Linked DNA regions of Mus musculus: region 2 is linked to region 1. Evidence: chromatin loops called from intact Hi-C (ENCODE). Cell type or tissue: left cerebral cortex. All regions are shown on one strand.

The links. A loop is a pair of places that touch in the nucleus more often than their neighbours do. Peaks named below come from ENCODE experiments on the same cell type or tissue, not always from the same donor. Only the 100,000 strongest peaks of a DNase experiment are listed, where the experiment ranks them.
Region 2: it touches region 1 in a loop (2.6-fold over the local background); 3 of 42 quality-filtered maps call a loop at or near these places.

Annotation. Positions count from the first base shown.
Region 1 is chr11:77,096,828-77,104,827 of GRCm38, reverse strand. It overlaps Efcab5 (EF-hand calcium binding domain 5), which reads left to right. Exons shown (of 18, transcript NM_176965.3): 15 at 477-730; 16 at 1,315-1,598; 17 at 1,938-2,034. Among named protein-coding and RNA genes, the nearest start is that of Nsrp1, 22 kb to the right of the region's middle. In left cerebral cortex, a CTCF peak has its summit at 4,512 (motif pointing left); DNase peaks (open chromatin) are centred at 1,400 and 4,497.
Region 2 is chr11:77,482,765-77,490,764 of GRCm38, reverse strand. It overlaps Ankrd13b (ankyrin repeat domain 13b), which reads left to right and starts at 723. Exons shown (of 15, transcript NM_001373882.1): 1 at 723-1,326. The coding sequence starts at 1,213. In left cerebral cortex, a CTCF peak has its summit at 3,721; DNase peaks (open chromatin) are centred at 3,024, 3,720, 4,917, 6,648 and 4 more places; H3K4me3 peaks cover 4,423 bases; H3K27ac peaks cover 4,203 bases.

The DNA of each region.
Region 1 (8,000 bases):
CTAGGCTGGGCAGACAGGATGCTGCTTCCTCAGTCCCTCACGGGCTTCTCCAAGGAGCACTTCCTCATAAGTGACTCGCATGAGTACCCTTGCTCCAGGCTCTGCTTTAAAAAAAAAAAAAACAAAAAAACAAAAAAAAAAAACCAAAAAACAAAAAACACCTTTCAGATAAGTGTAACTCGGCCATGTTAGACAGCAAGGCAGAGCCTCATGGTACAGGGCAACCTGGGACTACTACCTTTAGTGAGCTCGTCAGGGAAGGCGCTCTGCTGAAGGGCTGCTCAACCAGCTCCGTACCCACCTGAGGTGAGCCAAAGTACAGTCATGTGAACTTGGTGCGTTCCGGGGAGATGAGAGAACCATGACAGGTGATGGGGCAAGAGGAGCGGAAGAGGGTAATTCAGGATATCTGGATTTGGAATGCCGTGAGAAGGCCGGTCTGTAAGAGACCTATGCTTATTTGGTTTTGGTTTCAGGGACTTCCTCTTTAAATGCACAGACACTTCAGAAGTTATTTTGGCTTCTTCCGGTGGAGAAACCCACATTGCCATTCCACTTCGCCAGAGAACCAAAGAGGCTATGGGCATCCTCGATGTTAACATTGGCCGGAGCAGGATGCTGCTGTACCAAGAGTATAAAGATCTACAGAAAATGGTGAAGATGATCCAAAACGTCTCCTATGAAATACTGGGCGAATTCTCTGGCGAAATCGAGAAAACTATGGTTATAGGTATTGTGAATATGGTATCAGGGTATATTTTCCAACTAATCATTTCAGAATGTCGATCTTTCCATGTGCGGAGAATCCCCTTGTGCAGTCTTAGCCATGTGAATGTCTGTTCTGTGACCCAGCAAAGGACAAGGACTCATGTCATCATCTTAGTTTAGCCTTCCAGTAAGAGGCAAGATGGCCCATCTGCTGGGAAACACATGAGGGCAATGGATAGCCCATTTCACAAATGTGCAAAGTGAGATTTAGTAAGCAGCAGATGGTAAAAAGCTGAGCTTTGCACCTGTTTTTTCCTCCACAATTTGACACCATTTTTTATATATAATGGAGGAAGCCTTCAGCCTAAGCCTTAACTATAAAACTCAAATTTGGGTTTGTTTGTTTGTTTGTTTTTTCCGGTTTTATCCCTAAATAGTACATCAGATATAATTCTATTTTGCTATTTCTTTTTTCATGATCAGAGAAACTAAAGTTGCTTAAAATCACGGGACATGGTTTTCTTTTGCCTGAGAAAAATGGTTTATTATAACATGCTCCAAATGCTGTGCGTGTTATGTTCATAATTAGAATATGTGTAATTCCAGAGATGGAATCGGCAGGAGAGGTGAAGCGGGCTGGGATCCTTTTCTTCCGAACCATGCTGCAGGAGCTGCAGGAATGCCTCTGCCTCCTCGATTCCATGGACTTTGTGTCGCTGCTTCTCTATGAGCACAAATATCATGTCGACTCCATCCTTCAGGACATCACTCTCCAGGAGGTGGAAGCCAATGTGGCCCTGGTGCACGACGTCCTGAAAGGAGTTATTCTGTTCTCTCAGCGGGAGAAAGACTCTTTAAGCGACTTGGAAGAGTGGGAAAAATGGAAGTTTGTGAGTTTGGGGGTGATTTCTAGCGGGCAAATTTTAACAGTGGAGCTCGCAGGTGTGCGGATGCAAGAATCTGCGGCTAGCAAGGAGCATCCTCGGAACCCACACCCGAGCTCTCAAGTGTGCATGCGCATCAACATCTTAAAAGCCCATCTTTTATCCTTTCTCATGACCCCTTCAGACCCCAAACCATATGCCCCAAAGCTGTCCGTGATCCCGACATCTGACCCCAGAGATATGACTGTTGAGGATTTACCTGTCTGGGGCTGTGTATGCTGGTGAGCCGGGCACCACATTTCTACTGAGTGATCACAGAGCTTTTCTTTTGTTCGTTGTTCGCAGCATATTAACAAGTACTTAGTGGAGGAGATTTGTGTGCTTGATCCGACTGCTAGCAACGTGGAGGTTAATGTAGAGCTCGTTACAAGCTATATCCAAGGTAAGGGACTGCCTGGTAATTTAAATATATACTAGAAGCAAAAGTCTGTGAGAGATTTTAGTTATAGAAAAAACAAACAAAAAATAAGCAAACAACAACAACAAAACCAAGATGGTTCTTGAATTGCGTTTACATCAAAGTAAAAATGTTCTTGAGTTTCTAAAAGAAAAGATACAATCTACAATTTGCTCTATTCCCCGAAGTGTCCGTGCCACACATAAGAATTCACAGGTGTGCCTGCTCGTACTCACTCAAAGCTTTTCAATAGCTCTCACTACTAAGGAAGCTGAGTCAGGAGGATCTCTTCAGTCCAGAAGTTCAGGGCCAGCCAGGGTGACATTGCAAGACCTTCATCTCAAAGCAAACAGAAGGAGCTTCAGTAAGAACTGAGCAGTGAACAAAAAGTCTTCTATTTTTGGCTCCAATAAAGACCTGTTAAAGGATCATTAGTGTGTAAAGGCTGGGAGTGTGGCCCCTTCAGAGGAGAGTTGGCAAGAGTGCAGAGCCAGGAGGTTCTCGGGTTGGAGGTAACATGGAACTTGCCAGAGAATCGGCCACACCTAAAAGCAAATACACACACAACAGGCAAAGTCCTGCTCTGCCGTGGAGTCCTCCACCGGACGCCTCAGGCCAGGCGTGCAGGTGAACTCAGTAAAAGCTGCTTGCTCCACTTTGCAGCTGAGGAAACACTCATCTCTGACCTGGTGTGAAAGACCAGGATCTAAAGGACCTGCAAGCCCAAGGCCAGCGCTGCACGTGAGACTCGGTCTCCAAAAGAAAACAAACAAAAACATTATCATCAAGCCGAGCGTGGTGGTGCACACCTTTGATCCCAGCACTCGGGAGGCAGAGGCAGGCGGATTTCTAAATTCGAGGCCAGCCTGGTCTACAGAGTGAGTTCCAGGACAGCCAGGGCTATACAGAGAAACCCTGTCTCGAAAAACAAAACAAAAAACAAAAAAAAAACATTATTATCATCAATAGTGAAGTGGCTCTGTTAGTTCTCTCCGAAGGAAGAATTGGAGATTGGGGTAGGGCTGGGGAGACCAAGCCTGGAGCTAAGCACCCTGAGGACAGATGCAGGTTTCTTCCGGCTCTCTCTCTTCTCTCTCTCTTCTCTCTCTCTCTCTCTCTCTCTCTCTCTCTCTCTCTCTCTCTCTCTCTCTCCCTCTCCTCCACCAAGTAGGAGGCTTTCTGGGCTTCTGTGATACATATATTAGGTTGCGAAGCTCAGAACTGAGAGACCCCAGGGACAAGGAAAAGATAAAAGCAATGGCAGGGATGGGAGCCTCGCCCCTCAGGCTGTAGACATGGGTGGCAGAGCACTGAGCTTGTGGTGTGGTGATGCCATCAGGATGTTGCTAGGACAGTGAGGCACTCCCAGAAGCCTAAGAGTGCCTGGGGCTCCCAGAGAATTAGTGTGCACCATGAGTAATGTGAATCCGGTTTGAAACTTCTATTTGGAATTCTATATGAGCAACAGTTCATGTCTCTGAGCTCAGTCATGGTAGCCTACATTCACAGGCACCACACAGATCTGACTTCTAAGGATCGATCGTTGAAGGGAACAAGTAACATCGGCAATCAGCAATAAAAACAACTGGATAGTGTTTACTGTTTGCTCTGTGTGTGTGTGTGTGTGTGTGTGTGTGTGTGTGTGTGTTACTGAATACTTGCTCGGTAAGCACTCTACCACCAAGCTAGACCTCCTATGCTCTGTTTACTTTTTATTTTGAAAGAGTCTCACTCAATTGCTTAGGCAGGCCTTGAACTTGTGATCCTCCTGCCTTGGGCTCTAAGTGGCTAGGGTTACAGACCTGTATCATTAAGACCTGCCCAGTGTATACTCTCATATACTTTATATTTGAGGACTTTGGAGTTCAGAGAAGCCTGTATCTGTCCCCCAGGATGCCTAGCTTCAACCTCAGTCTCCCTGGCCCTACCCCCACCTTTAGTCTCTGGTTCCTCCTTTGGGGGAGAACTAACATCTATAATGAACTCCAGCAGACCAGTTTGTCTAATTGGTATTCTCCCTGTGACCTTGTTCCTCTTTGACCCCGCCAACTTGCCAGCCCCTCCACCTAGAGCTTAATGCCAGGATTCCTTGTGTTCCTGAGTGATGTTCCCCTTCTTGGACAAGGACATAGGCACCCACCGATCTTCAATCCAGTCCCTCTGACATAAGGAATAAGCATAAGGGACAGGCCTTGCCATTCTACACCCTGCAGGTGTGTGTCCTTAATAAGCCCATCCCCCAATCTGGGGAGCTGCTAAAGGCTCCTGTGGCAGGACACAATGCCTCAAAGGAATCTCTTTAGACTCTGCCTCAAATTTGCCTGTTAGAGCCACCTGCTCTGCTCAGAACACATGCAAATTTCCACCACTCGCCCAGTCTTTGAACTCTAGCCTTTCCTTCAGCATCCTTGACCACGGAAATACTGCGTTTTGCTTTCCGATAGTGCCCTCGTGTGGCAGAAATCAGAACTGCAAGTTATAGACCGGGACGCAGCCAGAAACCAACAATTGGCAGGTTTCCCTTTTGAAACTAACAACCTTTTAGTGTTATCAGTCTCTGTAGCAACCAACAAAGCTATTAGGTCACCGGGATATATCAGTCCCCTCTCATTTAGATAAAATTCTATCAGGAAATTCTAAGTTCCATTCTTGAGAAAAGAGAAAGCATTCTTTGGGTGCATCTTTCTGTTTGTGTCAGGAGAGGACCCTTGTGGCAGGGGCAATCTATTATACAAAGTTTGTGTGGCCTTCCTGCAGCTTTGAAAAAAAAATCGCCAGGCGTGGTGGCGCACGCCTTTAATCTCAGCACTCAGGAGGCAGAGGCAGGCGGATTTCTGAGTTCGAGGCTAGCCTGGTCTACAAGGTGAGTTCCAGGACGGCCAGGGCTATACAGAGAAACCCTGTCTCGAAACAAAACAAAACAAACAAACAAACAACCCCCCCCCAAAAAAAAAAACAGGCTATGTTAAAAAAAAAAATCTCTTATTCAGGAAGCATGAGATGGTACCGGCAATATCTGCAGGTTCTCTCCGAGATTGGACATGCCGGGAAGAGCATAGGATCTGGAGTGTGGTTGATAGACACCCCACCCGGGAAAACTGAGTGTCCCTTTCCCAGCAGGAACCATCTCCAAATAGCTTCTTGGTTAGGGATGGAACTTTGTGTCCGCTTCCCCTTCTCTGTGCTGGGATTTTGTCTAGCTTGAACGTGTCACAGTCTCTGTGAGTTCGTACGTGTAGCAACCTTGTCGGGTCTAGAAGACGTTGTTCCTTGGCTTCATCCCCCACCTCTGGCTCTTACAGTCAGTCTGTCTGTCTGTCTCCTCTTCCACACAGACCTTAAGCCTTGAGGGGAGGAGTTCGATAACAGTGTCCCATTCAGGACTGACAGCTCCAAAGTCTCTCACTGGTCGTCCTTACCCAATAGCAGTTACCTTTCTCCTGGCTTTTCCTTAAGTGCTGGGTCTAGGACCGAGGGTCCCACACTTAGCTGAGCAAGCCCTTGACCTCTGTGCCCTCCTCCAGTAGTGGTTGTCTGAGGAAGAGGATTTTATGTCTGAAAACGTTTTCACTTCATCACTCGTACTTGATTTGAACTTTGCCGGGGAAAATCCTTTTGAAGACATTTAGGAGTTTTGGGGACTCAGGAGGTTCTGTTTGACTTCCTCTCTCTCTGTCACCAGATTGGGGGAAACTCTTTAACCAGAGACACATTGATCCATTCATTGTCTGTTTTTTGTTTTGTGTGTGTGTGTGTGTGTGTGTGTGTGTGTGTGTTTTAAATGAGATACCTCATTTTAAAAAAACATGAGCTTCCAAACTTGGGACATAGGTCGTTTTGTTAGGGTCCATGCCACACATATGCATGGCTGAGGGATCAACGCCCGATCCCACAGAAAAGGAGGCATGGAGGCCCCAGCCTGCAACGCCAGCACTTGGGAGGTAGAGGCTGAGAGGCCTTACGCTCACTTAAGAGCTTGAGAGGCTTAAGAGGCCACCCTTGAGTCCATAACAAGTTCAAGCCAGCCTGTCTCGAAGGAAAGCAAGAGACGCATAGATCACGTCACATACACTCGTGCGTTCTGAACTACTCCGTTTGGATAGTACACCAATCATTAACACTATCTAATTTTATGACATTTTCAAAAGTAAGCTGTAGCCCATTAGTGCTGGCTCCCTCTTCTCGCACTCTGTTCCCGAGCAACCGTGTATCTGCTTTCTGTCTGTCTGTTTGGATTTGCCTGTCCTGACTTTTGGTACAAATGGTATTATGCAATCGGTGGTGTCTTGTTTGCTCATCCTAGTGTTTGCAGGGTTCGTCTACATTTTGGTGAATGGTAGTTGTTTATTCCTGAGTTATCTATACGTGGATATGCTATAGCTCACTTATCCACGTATTGGATCATGGGCCCCTGGGATCTTCGTTTTTTTTACTGTTGGGATTGTGTTACCAGGACTGTTTTGTTTACAGTTGTTTTGTTGGATGGTGGTGATTTTGTTTTGTTTTGTTTTCTTTTGTTTTGTTTAAGAAGATGAGTATTCTGTTCTCTTGGGCTCAGACCTTAGGGGTGAAGTGGTTAGATCAATGGCAGCTCTTCTGTGTAACTTTTGTGTCTCTATGGCCTTTTGACTTGCAAGGCTGCTATTGAGATGTGGGAAGCCTTCCTTGTTTTCTGAGTTTGCACATGTTACTTGTGTTTTGCTTCTCCTTTATCCCCAGAGCTGTGAGATTTTGTGGTGAGAAGCCTTGGTGTGGCTGTTTCCACCCATTGGTCTGGGTTCTTGCTGGGTCTCTTCAGTTGTGAAATCTAGGTCCTCACCTCCTGGATACCTACATACATAGCATCAAGGGTGCTATTACAGCTGTGCAAGTTGTGCGCTGCACAAAGCCCCCCCCCCCACCCACACACACACCTGAGTGGGCAAATGTCCGCTCACTCTCTAACCCGATTCCACTGACTGAGCGCTGTGCCTGCCTTGACTTGATGCTACGTCTGCTTGGAAGGGGGCATCTTTTTCTTCACAAACCTCTTCTCTGCTCAGCCAGCTGGAGGGTAGTTCATGTATCCAGCACAGGTGACCTGGAGGCTGATGGTGACCCTCCTCTCCCTTCCTTCTGTTCCTTCTTTCTAACACTTTATTCAGACATTGGGTCTCCTAGACTCAATCTTCAAAGTGCTATTTTTAGTGGGTAGAGTACAGCTTAAGTCGTAGAGCTGGCGTGCACAAAGCCCTAGGCTTGATTCCCCATGTCTGCAAATAGGTAAACAAGCGTCCTGGTTTCTCTCCCATCCCCTGCCCTCCTTTGTGCTGCTTTTACTTTTCCTATTTATTTATTTATTTATTTATTTCTCTGTTTTTTAAGTTCTTACCTGCTAAGCTGTGGATTGGGGCGGTGTGAGCGAGAGCCCCTGCACCTCTGTTCACATTTCACCTCGGGTCTCCCAGGGCACTGATGATTGCAGTCTTGCAGTGTTCTCCTCCCTCTCTTTCTCCTTTGGTGTTTGAATCCCTGCATCTCCACGTGATGATTTGCTGGTTTGAAGAGTGAAGTGACTTCCTGTGTGCACGCTTCTCTAAGTTCTTTATCTTGGACCGTTGGCTTCTGGTGGGACTGGATTCTTCCCTTACTGTCTGGACAGGAAACAGCCTCTCTTCCCAACTCCTAGGGCCTGAGGGGGAGTCTGCGGGCCTCCATATTTAGAACATCTCCCAAGGGTCCTGCCATGTTCACTGGGGAACTGCACTCTTAGTCCCCACTCCCAAGATGTTACCCTGAGATGAAATGAGAGGAAATCACCCAGCGCTGCAGGGGCAGGGGCATTACTAGGTCTCTCACTCTTTCCTAAATGCATCTGGACACCTCTCTGAATCCAGTGAGGCTGCTGGGCTAGGCAAGTGTAAGCCTCCTCCATTGCTGGCTTATCCTCTCTTCTCCTGTTAGCATTGCCG
Region 2 (8,000 bases), 390 kb before region 1:
CCGCCACAGAGGCCAATTTGACTTTGACCACACTCTCTGCAAGGGCTCCTTGTGGAAGCGCTTGTCTCTCTGCTCTTTCAGGAAGCAGGCAATCTGGACTCAGTCATTTTCCTTAGGCAGGGACCCACATGGGATGGAGGTGGGGAAATGCCACCTGCTGCTGTCTTTGCTCAACCTCATCCTGGTTCTTGCTGAGCCATGTAGGGGAAAGACTGTCTTCTTCGCCTCATTAGACATTCTCTTTTCCAACGTGATGTGTGGAAGCTGGGGTTTAATTTTCTGAGAGAGCAAAGATTTGAGAAATATTTCGATTCTCAGACCCCTGGCTGCTTCAGTGACCCTTGGTACTGATGCCCTGCATCTCTCTTAGGGTCACTCTTTAGTCACTATGAATCTAGATGCCTCTTTACCCTCCCTGGGACCCAAGCTCACTTCTGCAGGCCATAGACCCCCGACCCAACGCTTCAGGTCAGCCCTAAAAGCCTCCCCCATTTCCTTGCAAAAGGCAAAATGCCAAAGGGTGGAGGCGCCCCCAACCCACTTGGCATCCAAGTAAGGCCTCCGCTTCGGCCGGGTTTGACTCTCTGTCCACCCTTCCAGGAAATCAGTTCCAGACCATCTCTGGTCATCCGAAACGCACGGTTCTACCAGGCGGACTACAAGCCCCATGATGCTGCGGGGCCAAGCTGTAACTAACCCAGCACGGCGCACCCGGGTCCCCTCCTCTCTTCCCCGCATTCGCTTGTCCCTCACCGTCCGCTCGGGCTGAGGGCCGGGCTATGCGGCTTAGGGGAGCCGGAGGGTGCGGGCGCGCGTCCCTGCGGCGGCGGCGGCGGCGGCGACCCCGGGGCCGGCGCCCCGAGCGCCCCCGCTCCAGCTGCGGGTCCCTGCTCCCTCCGCCGAGAGGCGTCTTTGTGTGCGGGGGTGTGGGAGGGGAGGCGCGAGGCCGCGTGCCGCCGAGTGCCCGCTCCCTCCCAGGGCGGGTGGGGGCTGCTCCGCGCCTCCCGCCGCCGCCTCCCGAGGACGCCCGCCGCCCGCACCACGCCGGGCGCGCCGCCCCCGCCCGCCGCCGCCGCCGCCGCTCGCACATGCCCGAGCCGCAGCCCCGCGAGCAGACAGCTCCGGCCGTCCGCCCCGCGGCCCCGGGCCCGGGCTCCCGCGCCGTCCCTCCCCGCGGGCCGGGCGCCGCGGCCCCGGCATGAGGAGCGGGCGATGATCCCCGCCAACGCCTCCGCCAGGAAGGGGCCCGAGGGCAAGTACCCGCTGCACTACCTCGTGTGGCACAACCGCCACCGGGAGCTGGAGAAGGAGGTCCGCGCCGGCCAGGTAGGAGCGCCGTCGGGGACCATGGCCCCGCACGCCCGCGCGGCGTGGGGAGGGGGCGCGGCGCCGCCTGTCCCGCCTCCCCGGCTAGTTTGCAGCGCTTCTTTGTTTGCAGCTGCGGCTTTTGTGCTCGTTGACCTGAAGTGGGTGATGGCAGCAGCCCCCGCCTGCTTCTCTGGTTCCAGGACCGGTGGCCCACACGTGTTCCGGGCTCTCCGAGACTGGTGTGGAAGGACCCTGTGTTCTTCTCCGTTGGGGCTTGAAGGGATTCTAGGGAGGGGTTGTCGGTTCTGTCTGGGCTCCATGTGGTGGGAGAGTCCACCCCACTCGATCTAGACGCGACATGACATCCCGCGTGAATGTGCAGGGACGGGAAAGGCCTGCGTGGGGAGGGGGCCCACATAAGATCGGGGAACAAGCTGTGTTGCACCCTCGGGCATTCCAGCCCCACCCAGTGCCCTCTCACTTCCTGGTGAACCAGGTCTCTGTTTGTTTAGAGTGGACAGAGCCTATGGGTGCTTCAGATGCCAGCCCTGGCTTCGGAGCCAGGAGTGAGAAAGACCCTATTGGGATGCTCCGGAGGGCCTTGTCCAGGTGCTGAAAGGCGCTCTCCTGCCTCTTGGTGCTAGGGCCTACCTTCTCACCGTGGAGGAAGCCAGGGGGCCATAGGAAGGACTTGAGGTCCTGCACAGAACAGGGGTTCCCTGCTTTCTGCCAATCAGAGAAACCTGTGGGTCAGACAGCTTTGGGTTGGGCAGCGACTTCAAAGAAGCCGGGGAGCTAGAAGTGGCAGTGCATGCCTGTAGTCTCAGCACCGGGGAGGCAGAGGCAGGAGGATTGCCACAAGTGTAAGGTCAGAGGGTGGACTTCATGTTGCAGAGCAGCCAGGGCTACATAGTGAGACCCTGTATTTGAAAACCCAGGAAGCCTGGGGGATGATTTCTCGGTCATTCTTCAGGACAAAGGTGGGTGCAAAGTCACTAATAGTCCTCAATTGTGCCTTGCCACCCCAGCTGACAACTGGCAAAGCAGTGACGGTGCCAACATTACCCTCCACCCCCTCAGGCGAAGCAGTGGGCAGAGCTGGACCCAGGCTACCCTGGGTTGCTTAAAGATTCAAATTTGCAGGCTTGATTAGGGTCTGAAGCTTAGGGATTTTAGGTCCACTACAATCATGGTAGCTCAGTGTGAAGACCTGTGTAATTCCCAAGGGAAGGGGCCAAGGCTGGACATCAGACTGTGAAGCAGAGAGGGTTGGACCGTCTGACATTCACTCCCAGCCTCCAGACCGGTACAGCACTTGACTCTGCATTTCATCCCGTTTAATAATAACATAACCTGGGCCTGCAAGCCTCCGGGCCAGCCTAGGGGTTCACTTCCTTTCTGCCTTTGCTTCCACCAGGTCACCCCAAGTTAGTTTATCTGTCATAAAGGCTTTGTAAAGACAGGAGGTCAGAGAGCTGGGAAAAGCAAATACAAGGTACCAAGGCCTGCCCTGGAGGAGATTTGGTTCTGGGATTACAGTGTGAGGAAGACAGGACGTAAAGATCCAATCCTGTTTTCTCTGGCTGCTCTTCATTTTCCTTGCCTGAGGAAGTCCCTAAAGATCTAGAGATTGTTAGGAGGCTAGAAACTGAATCCTCAGACTGTCTCAGCTCTACTCCCTTACAAAGGGTGTGGGTGGTCCTTTTCCTAAAACTAGAGAGGAGTGGCTTTATCATCAAGACCTCTGCTGACAGACCTCAAGTCAGCCATCTTGCTGGTGAGGTTGGACCGGGGAGCTGCTGAGGTCATGGTAGTCAGGGCTGTTTAGACGTTCCTCTCAGGCTCTGGCTTCCATAGTAGCTAGGTACCATGCTCACCTTACTCTGGCCCTGGTGAGTTAATATCACATTGAAATGGACACCAGCCTTGCCTGTTCTTGATCCAGGCCATGAGAATATAGGGCACCAGTTACATTAACTCTTGTTCATCCACGGGGATTCCAGGCAAGGTATTCTCCTTTCCTCTAGAACACCAGGAAGCACCATGTCAGTCAGCCTGGATGGGAGAGTCCAGAACACCAGGAAGCACCATGTCAGTCAGCCTGGATGGGAGAGCCCTGGCTGCACCCTAACCCTGGGCTGACCGAGAGTGACATTTGTATTCAAATGTGCACTTTCTCATTTTGGGGGCATTACGATGTCCTCTCAGGGGACAAACCTGGGGGTGAGTGACCTGAGGCCATTATTAGAACACTCCTGCAGACTCTTAGCATCCAGATGGTGTATGGGGGTCCCTGACCTCAAGAGCTTCTGGCACAAGCCGCCGTAGAAACCCGCCAGGCTTTTCCTCAAGCACTTGGCAGCTGGGTCTCCTTGGTCCTTGCTTGGCATAGCTGCTTTTGCTTTGCTCCAACAAAGGCCTGCAGAGGCCTCCCGTGGGCAGGCCTGGCAATGCTGGCTGGCTGGCTGAGTAGGGCTGAACAGAGAGCTTTCAGAGTGGCTCAGCTCCTGGGGGCTCTTCTGGGAGTGGTGAGCAGTTAAGAGGTGCTGGGCCTGGAAAGAACCTAGCCAGAGCCTGGCACCCTGCCAGGCAGGAGAGCTGGTGGTTGGAAGCCGTTTATGTCACTTCTCCTTAGCCTGGCATGGCCCAGGTTCTGGAGTCATGAGTTCCCTCATGGTGAGGGGGTAGGGATGGCCCCAGGAGTAGGATTGTTCTCCTCATAGCAAGGATTCTGAAGGGGGTCCTACTATGGCCTTGGGAATCATTGGGTTTTGTTTGTTTTTTTCTGGGGTTGCCTCTGTCATGGCCCTTTGTCTGGCTTTCTCCATACATCTTTCCCACTTAGAGCTCAGTGAGATGGGGTTGTGGGGCCCTGCTAAAAGTACCAGTTATGGGGGCAGGGGAGATGGCTCAGTGGCTAAGAGCACTGGCTGCTTTTCCAGAGGACCTGGGTTCAATTCCCAGCACCTATATGGCAGCTCACTAGTGCCTGTAACTTAAGTTCCAGGGGATCTAACACCCTCACACAGACAAACATGCAGGCAAAACACCAATGCACACAACACGAATAGAAAGAAGTACCAATTATGATGGGAACCTCGGAGGAGACACCTAGTACCTGCCCTCTGTACAGTAGGTAGTGCTGGGTGTGGGCTAACACCACAGTTAGTAAGCTAGGAAGGTCAGCAGCGAGAGCCACAAACCTCAAAACCATCCATTCATGCAAATCAGTGAGATCTGGGATGGAAGAAAGGAAGGGTCCCAGAGGGATGGAAGGGTGGACAGTCAGCCCCCTCCCCACCCCTCTTCCCCGTGACCACAGTACTCCTGTACCCCATGCACTCTGAGAAGACACCTTCAACCCTCATCACCCTTGAGTCAGCTCAGACATGCCCGTCCCTATGCCCCATGTTAGGTGGCAGCTCTCAGAAGCAATGACAAAACCAGACTCCATCCATTTTTCCTAGGATTGGGGAGGAGAGGTGGGTGGGCAGCAGGGGAGAGAGAGGAGGCCCAGTGGCCAAGGCTCTTGGAGCTCCCGCCCTTCTCAGTGCTCAGACTTACTGTATATTTGGCAAGTGTTTTTAAGGCTTTACTTGACAAACGGTTTCTGTCCATGCTGAAAGAGTTTGAAAAACACCCCGCTAGTGCGTGTGGGTGTTTAGACTGAGTGTGCCCTTACCAAGCACACGTTACACAAGTGAACTCCTAGAGGGCTAGAGAGCAGCTAGACACACCTGTGCCTGTGCTGTCAAGGGTGCACAGGTTCAGGGGTGTAGGTAGGACGAGCATGCTTTCTTCTGGAACCTGTGCGTACCAGTGTACGTGTGCACGGGGGTGCTGCTTGTGGGTGGGGGCAGGGAAGCTTCTGCCCAGGGAGCCCCAGCCGTTAAATCTAAAGACTTCTGCTATGATTCTCTCTGAGCCTGCTGGGTCCAGGAGGCTCTACTCTCTCTGTGGGGAGGGCGGGTGTTGGGTTTCATGGAAACCTTTTCATTGCAGCAATTAAACAAACAGCTGTGAGCTTTTGCAGAAGAAATTAATGAATTCTCCCACCTGGGTCCAGGGCAAAGTGCCACTTGTGCTGTAGGCCTTGCTCTGGATAGGAGGGGAGAGCGGCTTTAGGGTCTGGGTAGATGCATGGGGGTCCAGATGAGCCCTGGAATCAGTGTTGCCTGACGGCAGATGCTGGGAACAGTCTGAGAAGTTGGATAGGGAAAGGCGTCCACCTTGCAGGTCTAGTCTGCAGAGCTGAGAGCTGAGGCCCACAGGGGCCCTGGGACCAGGCGGGGTGCCTGCTTGTTCCCTGTGGCCTTGTTAGCTACCTTAGCAAGAGCATCGAGGGAAGGGTGGGGGATGCCCAGTAGCTCACCCGCAACCCAGGGAGAAGTACTTGTTGGATTGTTTGAAAAAGTTATTCGCCTCTTTGAAAAAAAAATTATTACTAGTTGGAGAGATAGCTCAGTGCTTAAGAGTACTTGCTGCTCTTGCAGAAGACCTGGGTTCAGTTACCCCCCCCCCCCAAAAAAAACAAACAAACCAAAAACCCTACATGGTAACTCACAAACATCTATGAGCAGTTCCAGGGACCCAGTACCTTTTTCTGGCCGTCTTCACAGGCACGAAGAATACACACAGTGCCCAGACATACATGTAGGAAAAACATCTCCAGACAAGTAAAAAAGTAAAAAACAAAGAAAAAGATAATTTTAGCTGGGCAGCGGTGGTGTGAGTTCGAGGCCAGCCTCATCTACAGAGCAAGTTCTAGGATAGCCAGGGCTACATAGAGAAACCTAGTCTCAGAAACAAAAAAACAAAAAAGAGAAAATGTTATTACACTCATCTATATGTGTGTGTGTGCACACATGCATAAGCGCATGCCACAGCAGAGATGTCAAGCTCTGAGCCCGTTTGTGTTTTGGAACCGAGTTTTAAGGTATGTTTATGCCTGTGCGAGTGCACCACTGCCAGCACACCTGGCCTTGAAATGGACTTTTAAAAAAAGATTTATTTTTATTTGTGTGTGTCTGCGATTCTGGGATGCCAGAAGACACATCAGGTCTTGGAGCTGGACTTACAGGCATTCGTGAGCTACCTGACGTGGATGTTGGTCCTCACGATGGGACATCAACGCCATGAACCACTGGACGGTCTGCCTCTCATGCACCCAGATGTCTTATTTTTGAGAAGTGAATTCATTTCCATGGTTTAAAATACTTAGTTGTTTATAGGAGGTTTTCTTTTTAAGTTAAAAATATTTATTTTATTTTAAAATTGTGTGTCTGCATGTGGGTATGTGCCTTGAGTGCAGGTGTCTGAGGAGGCCGGAGCAAGGCAGGAGCTCCTCTGGGGCTGCTCAGTCTGGGCGTGGCCTCCAGAGCAGTGCTTTCAGCACCCACTCTCTCTCCCCAGCTCTTGGGTTTCTACTGAGACAGCTTCCTGTCTTCAACTACTCACCGCGTGTACTCACTGGGCTCAACTCTGTAATTACAAATACTTCCGGAAGTATACCTCTTGGTTTATCACTCATGCTTTTTTATATTATTATTACTCTCTCCTGACCCTCGATGTAGTCATCTGTGCATTTCTTTAACAAATGTGCATTAGCCACTGGTTACATGCCAGATGCTGTCCAGGGCCTGGGAAGACATTGATGAGCAAAATAGGCAGGATCCAGCCTTGCAGCGTGCAGAGCCTGGGCGAGGGACACTGAGAGCAAACAAGCCTGGGGTGCTGCAGAGATTGAGACAGGATAAGGGACAGCGGAGAGATAAGCAGCGACTGTCACCTCAGGTTGGTTGTCAGGGCAGACTAAGCTAAGGATGTGACATTTGGTGGCAACCAGATGTGAGAAAGAAAGGTTCTATAGGCACTCGGTTTGTTTGTGTTGCTGTGACAGAATTCTTGATGGCTTAGGGCTGTGGCCCTGTGGTACAGCACTTGCCTAGCAGACAGCAAGACATACCCTGGCTTTGATCCCCCACACCACCAAAACAAAACAAGAACCCTTTAGCATAACTGAAGACTTCACAAGGAAAAGGGGTTGTTGTAGGTCACAGGATCCATAACTCTGGGAACTGGGAAGGTCAAAGGGGAGAGGGGAGAGTTCAAGGAGCACAGAGGTAGCATCTGGCCCAGCCAGGCTGTGCCACAGTGCAGTAAAGAAATCAGGGCACACAGAAGGAACCCCGGGGTGGGATGGGGCAGAGAGCCAGGAAGCTCAACTCATGTGATAGTGACCAATTCTTGTGGGAGCTGATTCAGTCCCCTGAGACCCGACCTGCTCTTGTGAGCCTGTTCTTCCCAGGGTGGTGCCCATGCCTGAATCACCACCCTGTGGGCCACAGCTCTCAGAGACCCGCTGCCTTTTTATCCTGATGTATGAGGAGGGACTGGGCTTCCAGCACATAAATCTTTGGGGGACAAATCATAATATTGGGGTATCCAAGGGATCATTTCTAAGATGACAAAGCAGTCTTGTAATAGGAGTGGTTGTGGGAGGGTGGAAGGGTGGAGGGTGGGCGAGGTAAATGAGTTTCACAAGTCCAGGGCTAGGGTTCTGCACTAACACACAAAAACCCACTGGAGAGCTTTGTGCTAAGGTGTGTCAAGTCCTGAGCAAATTTCATTTCATTCATTTTATTTATCTTATGTCTAGGAGTGTTTTGCCTGCCTGTACGTATGTGTATCAC